2 separate regions of the Homo sapiens genome follow, and region 2 is linked to region 1. Evidence: read pairs that join two places in POLR2A ChIA-PET (ENCODE). Cell type or tissue: Panc1. All regions are shown on one strand.

Evidence for each region. ChIA-PET counts read pairs that join two places held together with the same protein. Peaks named below come from ENCODE experiments on the same cell type or tissue, not always from the same donor. Only the 100,000 strongest peaks of a DNase experiment are listed, where the experiment ranks them.
Region 2: POLR2A ChIA-PET joins it to region 1 with 6 read pairs; 2 of 35 experiments call an interaction of 5 or more read pairs at or near these places.

The regions. Positions count from the first base shown.
Region 1 is chr11:27,524,648-27,528,647 of GRCh38, forward strand. The region is part of intron 1 of BDNF-AS (BDNF antisense RNA); the gene reads left to right. Among named protein-coding and RNA genes, the nearest start is that of MIR8087, 12 kb to the left of the region's middle. In Panc1, no CTCF peak of the experiment used is centred here; no DNase peak of the experiment used is centred here.
Region 2 is chr11:27,427,418-27,431,417 of GRCh38, forward strand. The region is part of intron 1 of LGR4 (leucine rich repeat containing G protein-coupled receptor 4); the gene reads right to left. Among named protein-coding and RNA genes, the nearest start is that of LGR4-AS1, 42 kb to the right of the region's middle. In Panc1, no CTCF peak of the experiment used is centred here; no DNase peak of the experiment used is centred here; H3K4me3 peaks cover 637 bases; H3K27ac peaks cover 1,350 bases.

The sequences.
Region 1 (4,000 bases):
AAGCAGAGATCAGTAGTTTGAATTTTGGATTTGTTAAGTTTGAGTTTTCCATTAAACGAACAGACGAAAACCACAAACAACAACAAAAAAATGAAGATAGCTTCTGATAGCAACATGTGTCATGAAGAAAAGAAAATAGCCATAGAGTGACTGAGGAGGAGTTTCTTAGACAAGCTTGTCAGTGAAAGCGTCTCTGAAGAAGGGGCATTTGAACTGAGTCCTGAATGATGAAATGAGGCCAGCCAAACAAAAATCTGGAAGAAAATCATTTTTAGTTAGAGGGTACTACAAAGATAAAAGCTTGGAGGCAGGAATATCTGAGAGACAGAAAAGCGGCCAATGTGTCTGAAGTGGGTAAGATGGAGAAGCAGATAGGGACCAGTCATACAGTGCCTTGTCAGTCACAGTGAAGGAGTTTGGATGCTATTTTATGCACTGAAGGAAGCCTTTGGGAGGTTTTAAGCTAGACGTAGCATGATCTGATTTATGTATTACAAAGAAAACTCTGGCTCCTGGATGGCGCATGGATTTGTATTATACTAATTATTATTGCTATTATTATTACAGGAGACAAAAGTAGAAGCAAGGAGAGCAATTAGAAGCTTTTACACTAACTGGGCAATACATTATGGTTCTTTCCACTACACAGCTCTTCTTCTCTTGCCTCTAAGTCTTTTCTTGATTTCAACGAATTCCTGGAGTGAGAGAATGTGTATTCTTAGTCTCTGTGCCCTCTGACATGCCCAGCACTATGTCCTGCCCACAGCAGAAGGCTCAGTACTTATTTTTGAGTGAATTATATGGCTCTTCTCATCAAGGCTGAGGAGCACATTTTTAAAAAATATATATTTGTATTTTTTGTACATAGCATATTGTCTGTCCCATAGTTAAGACTCAATGAATGTCTGTTGGAGTGGGGCAAGACCTCACTTCAGATAACCAGTTTACTGAGAGAGATCCTTGGATAGGCAGAGGCAGCAAAGAGGGTTTGGGCCTTGCTAGCATGGAGGGTAGGAGGAAGGCAGGGAAGGTGGAGCATGTTGAGAGAAGAGAGGTGGATAAAGTCACCCAGCTCTGAGCAGGCCAAGGGTAGATTTGGTCTATATTTTAATTTAAGGCTGGCCTGGTTTCATTGATGGTGATATGATCCCTATGTGTGGGAATAGGTGAAATGGTTTGATCACAATGGGACCATAATCCATTACCCAAAGCCTTCATTAAGGAGATAATTCTGTTCAGCCTCACACATAGCCAGGCCTACAGGAATTTGCCATCCAGCACCAATACTGATGCTACAAGTCCCAGCAAACACAGGATGGCAGGCCAAATTCAAGCTTTCTGGCACTCCTCCTCTTCTGGCTGAGCCCGATGTCCTCAGGCCTAATCTCAGGCTGGCAGAGAGTTAAGTGCTGGGCTGAGTCTGTGCTTTGCTGCATGTGCTGGACTTGCATTTGATTCTGTCCAAAAGAGGTCTGTGGACCAGAGGGATGACATTTGGCACCAAGAAAGTAACCCAGGTGTCTGTCTCTTTTTCAGTCCCAAAGCCTTATTCTTTTCCCTCAAGTCTATGCAATCGTTTGGAATCCATCACTCATCACCTAGAGGTTTCAGTGCCTTTAGATTAGGGTTCTGCACCCATAGCTGATGATCCACTGGACTACCACACTTGGCACCTGAACAGAGCCAACAGGACTGGTTACAAATTCGTTGTTAATTACTGTGTGTAATTACACTAGACCCAAGGTTGGAGGGAGACACCCTACTCTGTTGTTGTCTTATATACGAATTCTGTATAATTTTTTAAAAGCCCACCATTTTTACTTTCTAATTAGGATATGGGGATTTGGGGCAGCAACCTTTGTTATTTAATCATGCTTTTTCTGGGGAGGGGAGGAGAGGAAAATATTTTCCTTTTTCTATCAACAATTGCTCTCTTTTCCGCATTAAGAGGGTGGAAACTTGGTTCCTCCCTCATCCCCTTTAGGCAAAGAGTCCATGGCTCAGATTCATAAAGGTTGTTGATTTTGACTTTGGGTTGCCCTACTCTGTTTTTCCCCACCTTTCATGCTAACTAACACAATACATAAGTCTTCCTAGCCAGCACTCCCTAAGGGTGGGGTAGAAACACAGCCCATTAAAAAAATTTTTTTTAAAGCTTTGAGTAATCTCCTTTTTATATTCACCCAAATGAACCAGGTTGGTGGCATATTCTCCTTTGTTTTTACATCTGAGACGTACTTAAAGTTTAAATAGTGCCAGAATGAATCACATTGCTTGTGTTCTTATACCCAGCTGCAAATCATGCCAGGCTCAAGCCCAGGAACACAAGATTGCATGCACGCAGAGAGGGTCACTGCTGTCTTATCTACTCCTGCTCTGCTAAAAAATTGCATTTATTTATTTATTTGTTTTTGAGATGGAGTCTTGCTCTGTTGCCCAGGCTGGAGTGGCAGTGGCATGATTTCAGCTCACTGCAACCTCTGCCTCCTGGGTTCAAGCAATTCTCCTGCCTCAGTCTCCCAAGTAGCTGGGACTACAGGGGGCCTGCCACCATGCCTGGCTAATTTTTTTGTATTTTTAGTAAAGACGGGTTTTCACCATGTTGGCCGGGCTGGTCTGGAACTCCTGACCTCAAGTGATCCACCTGCCCCGGCCTCCCAAAGTGCTGGGATTACAGGCGTGAGCCACCACAGCTGACCAGAAAATTGCATTTATTATATACTGCCCCGTCCCCATCTTGGCATTCTGATATCATTGTTGCCCATCCTTTCCTTCCCATTGAGAGAGTCAACATTTCCCCTTTCCCATCCTATTCTCATTCCTACTTCTAGCTTTACTATCTACTGTATAACCTGCTGAGCCTCAGTTTCCTCAGGAGTAAAATGGAGATAATAAGAAACACCTGCCTTGCCAGTGTCACACAGCTATTGAGGATCAAATGAGATAATGGGATAGGAAAGTGCTTTATTTCTACAAATGCAAGCTATTGTCAGTATCATTTACTTAACTATTCTTCGTTAGCTAGCTACGTAGTCTAGCTTACCTTGTCGTGTTCCAAATGTGGAAGGCTTGCTGTTTCTGGTAAGTTGAGGACCATTTCAAAGCCTCAAGAAAATGATTAGAAATGAACCAATGTGAGAACATTTTCTTTGTTGGGTAGTTCATCCGATTATTATGTATGTTGTTTGTCTTCTTTTAATTTGGATATAGGTTGCCTTCAGCTGCCAGTACTGTGAAATAAGAGACGATATTATAAATCCTTTGGAGATTAAGCATTTCCATCCTAATAGCTGCTGCTCAAAATTTGATTTCCCCTTGATTTTCAATAAAAGGAGGATAACAGAATGTTATTCATTCTAATTATAAAGCAACGGGAATTCTAGGCATTACTTTACAAATAGCTGCTTTCATGTCAGAATAATGAGTGTTGAGAGGAAGAGCTCTGAGCCCTTTACTATATTCTTTGTTTTCATTATTTTTGTACCTGTAAGGAAGATGGACACATTGAGGGACAGAGACTCCACAGAAGTTGTCTGAGTTGTGACAGCTTCTCATCTTCTTTTTCATTTCCGCATTTAACATATTTTCTACAGGCTTTGTAAAGAAAATAACTCAGTCTATGTTTACAATTTTCACACTGGCTTTAACTTATTTTAACTTATTTTATTTTTGGTTGGTGTTCACCCTGGGTTTCTGAGGGTTTTAAGCTGTCTGCAAAAAGCTGCTATCTTTGTCTCCAAAGAATGGTTAAGCCACTTTTGTAGAATCAGAATGTTAGGTGAAGCCCATCTTTACATAGGAAAAAGCAAAAGGAACTAATATTAATTGAATGTTCACTACATGCTGGGTCTCATGCGAGGCTCTTTACACATATCATTTTACATAATCCTCATAGCAGCTCTATATTATATAATATGATCTACATTTTTTTCACAAGTAAAAAAATATTTAAAGGGAGCAAGTTACATCATCAGAGCTTAAAGATACCTGTGCTATACCC
Region 2 (4,000 bases), 97 kb before region 1:
GCAAGTAGACAAGTATGGCTGGGTTATGGGGCAGCACATTGGCAGGTACAGGCTGCAGTCTCGGAACAACCTAGAAAGATAACCCAGGCTCATATTACAGTTGCCAGGGAAGCTCCATATAATACAGAGTTTGAGAATGGAGCAAGAAGGTATGAAATATTTTTTAAGAAACATAAACAAGGTTGCTTTACAAAGAAATTCTGGTGGGTAGGCACAATTTTTACAATTCCTACACCTTTGCAACTACCTTTATTGAAACAGCACATTGGCACTCTTCTCCTGGCCCACAATGAGTGATGTTAGAAGTAGCAGCTTCAAGAAACTGATTGCTATGACTATTCCAAGAATGCCAATGAAGTTACTATTCAGGAAGTTACACCGAATTCCCTTATTAGAGCCCTTGGGAAAAAAGTTCTCTCTGACCTCCATTCCAAGAATAGCTGCGTTTCTCCTTCACAACTTGTCTTTTTTATCTTATGGACAACGTGGAATCACAGAAATGGACCCTCTTTCCCTATCAGCTAAAGATTCTGTCAGCCAAAATTGTAACCCGATGTTTACAAATGCATACATTAGGTGAGTAGCTTCAGTAATTCCTGTCCTGGATTCATATTTTCTTGCCCTGTTTGGCAAGAGTCGGGGGGTGGAAGTAGTTCCTGGTCATCTCATCGACTTATTTTGCATTTTATCTTACGCATTTTTTGGTAAGCTATCTTGCATTCTTTTTTTTTTTTCTTTTTCTTTTTTTGAGATGCAGTCACCCAGGCAGGAGAGCAGTGGCACGTTCTCAGCTCACTGCAACCTCTGCCTCTCAGGTTCAAGTGATTCTCCTTCTCCAGCCTCCCGAGAGCTGGGATTACAGGCATCCACCACCACGTCTGGCTAATTTTTTTGTATTTTTAGTAGAGACGATGTTTCACCATGTTGGCCAGGCTGGTCTCAAATTCCTGACCTTGAGTGATCTGCCTGCCTCGGCCTCCCAAAGTACTGGGATTACAGGCGTGAGCCACCACGCCCGGCCTATCTTGCGCTCTTTTTGGAATAAAATGGATTATGTTAGTATCTTGTGAGCACGCTCTACGTGCCTGGCATGCATACACCAACAAATGCACAAACATGTCTTGCTTGGAAGTATAAAAAAGTGATTGCAGAGTCAAGAAGGAAAGATCAACCATGAGGGATAAATGAGATCCTGAACCAATACAGCAGCACAAGGGACAGAAAGGTATAGATAGATAAGAGCCCCCTGAGGGGCAGAACCAGTAGAACTTTGTTACTGAATGTTACTGATTAGAGGTTGGAAAAAAAGGTGAACTTTTCTTTCTTTCTTTTTTTTGTTTTTTTACGACATAGGCTCTTGCTATGTTGCCCAGGCTGGACTCAAACTCCTGGACTCAAGGGATCCTCCTGCTTTGGCCTCCCAAGTAGCTGGAACTACAGGCATGTACCACTGTGTGCAGCTTAAAGGCAAACTCTGAAGATGACATGGTGGTTTTTTTGTCCATGTAGCCGGTAGAGTGATGCTGCTGTCACCTGGAGACACAACAGGAGGAAAAAGTGTGTTGGATCTGTTGGGTCATGTGATGTTATCCAGCAGGGAGTTGTAACTTCAAGCCTAGAATTGAGAAGAAATGCCAAAGAGGAGGTAAAGGTGAGGGAGTGGGCAACACGGAGCATTAAAACTGCAGAAGTGGATGGCATCACTTAGAGATAAAGAGGAGAAAAATAAAGAAAATGGCTGAGAAAAACATTTCTAGATATAACCAGAGTTGAGGAATAGAAACAGGCCAGGCACGGTGGTTCACGCCTGTAATCCCAGCACTTTGGGAGGCTGAGGTGGGCAGATCACTTGAGGTCAGGAGTTCAAGATCAGCCTGGCCAACATGGTGAAACCTCATCTTTAGTAAAAATACAAAAATTAGCTGGGCATGGTGGCAGGTACCTGTAGTCCCAGCTACTCAAGAGGCTGAGGCAGCAGAATCACGAACCCTGGAGGCGGAGGTTGCAGTGGGCTGAGATCGCGCTACTGCACCCTAGCTTGGGTGACAGAACGAGATTCCATCTCAAAAAAAAAAAAGGGAATAGAAACAGGAAGGGGAGGTGGGGAGGTGGGAAACAGGAGTGATCAGGAAGTGGAGGAGGAACCTAAAAGAAAAGCTTCCAGGATAGAAAGTGTTCTGCTGTCCAAACAACCTGCAAATAGAGGAGCCACAGGATTTGGTAATTAGATCATTTGTCAATATGTTTATCATAGCATGAATCTCACGCATATTAACCATGACTAAAAAGTTTTTTCCCTTATTTTGGCTCTGGAATAGAACAAAGAAAAGGAGAGAATTTCCTGAGGTGACTGGGCAAGATTTAAAAGAGCAAAGGAAAAGAAACACAAGGTTTGAAGAGGATGTGTGTAAACATGTGAGAAAGAGACTGCCTGAGGTGGAATTGCCTGGGCTGGGATCCTGAGAGACAGGAAGAGGGGGGACCTCCATGTGACTGTTCCCCCTGCAGCCCTGCAGGGCAGGGGGAAGTTCCCCCATCAGTGAGCAGGTGGGGCTACCAGCTGACCACACCTCAGCAGGGTGCAGTGGTGTAGATGGGGCCCCAGACATCTGTGAGTACTTGGCATCTATTCCTTTATTCTCTAACTCCGGTATGGTTCATTCTAGGCTCACTCTCACATCGAACGTACTCCTCTCACTCCTACATCACAACTATGCATTTTTTCCCTAGTGTGTTTTCCCAGCTCTTCCCCAGCTATAGTAATTAATTCAAAGACACCATCACTTAAGTGCCACTCAAAGCTCCATCGAGATCCAAGAAGAACAATAGTATGCTTATATGCAGTCTTTTAATTTAAATTACCAGTTGAGTCACTACATGCCAACAATTAAGCAATGACACACACAGATTATACTCCACGTTAACAGGGCTAAATCAGAGATCTCAGAGAACAAGTTGCCCTGGACAGCCAAGCTTTCCAGATAGCTGAGGTTTACCTTCAGGGGAATGGAGGAGGTGGAGGCACAGACACTTAAATAACTTGATAATGACTATTTTTCTAAAATGTTATCTGTGCTTCTCTGTTTTCTAAAACAGCACATAGGAAATATAATTTAAGCTTTTCATGGGCCTCCATTATGAGCATCCCCAGGCGGTGATAAGCCAGTAGAAACAAAAACAGTGCATTCCTCCAGCTCACTTCTATCTTGTTTCTCCACCCCTCGACCCCTTGCCTCAATCCAAGCCATCACCATCTCTCCCGGGACCACGACAGTAGCCTTCTGTTTGGTCTCCCTCTTTCCATGCTTGCCCCTCTGAATTTGACCTACACATGGCAGTCAAAGCAATCTTTTTAAAACAAGAAGACAATTCATGCCAATCCAGTGCTTAGCAGTCTCTTTGTTCTATATCAAGGCCCTACCTGAACTTGCTCCTGCATCCTCTCCAACATCATCTCAAATCATCCCCACCCCACTCCCAGCTCCCCCAACCCCCACAAGCACGCAAACCTCTCCTCCTTCCACCTTTGCACTTGTTCTCTGCCTGGTCTATTCTTCCCTAGCTCTTCCCATAGCACCTCCTTCTTACCTCCTGGTTTTCTCTCAAATGTCACCCCTTCAGACAGTCTCTTCTTAGCCCCCCTAAAATGGCCCCCAGTAAACTCTATATTACCAACCAGTTTATTTCCTCTGTCTAGTTATCATTGGATTTATCTTCTTTCCTTTTACTTTATTAGAAAACAAACTTTCTTCAGCATTAACCACTGAGCGAGGGGTTCTCAGAAAGTGGTCCAATGTCACCTGGGAATGAGAATTTGATAGAAAGGCACTTTCTTGTGCCCTACTCCAGACCAACTAATCAAACACTCTAGGGGTATTAACAAACTTTCCATGTGATTTTGATGCACATTCACATGTGAGAACCACTGCAGTATATTACAATGGCCCCTTATGCGTTCATGGTCTTCCCCACTAGAAAAGAACATTTATGAGGACAAAGA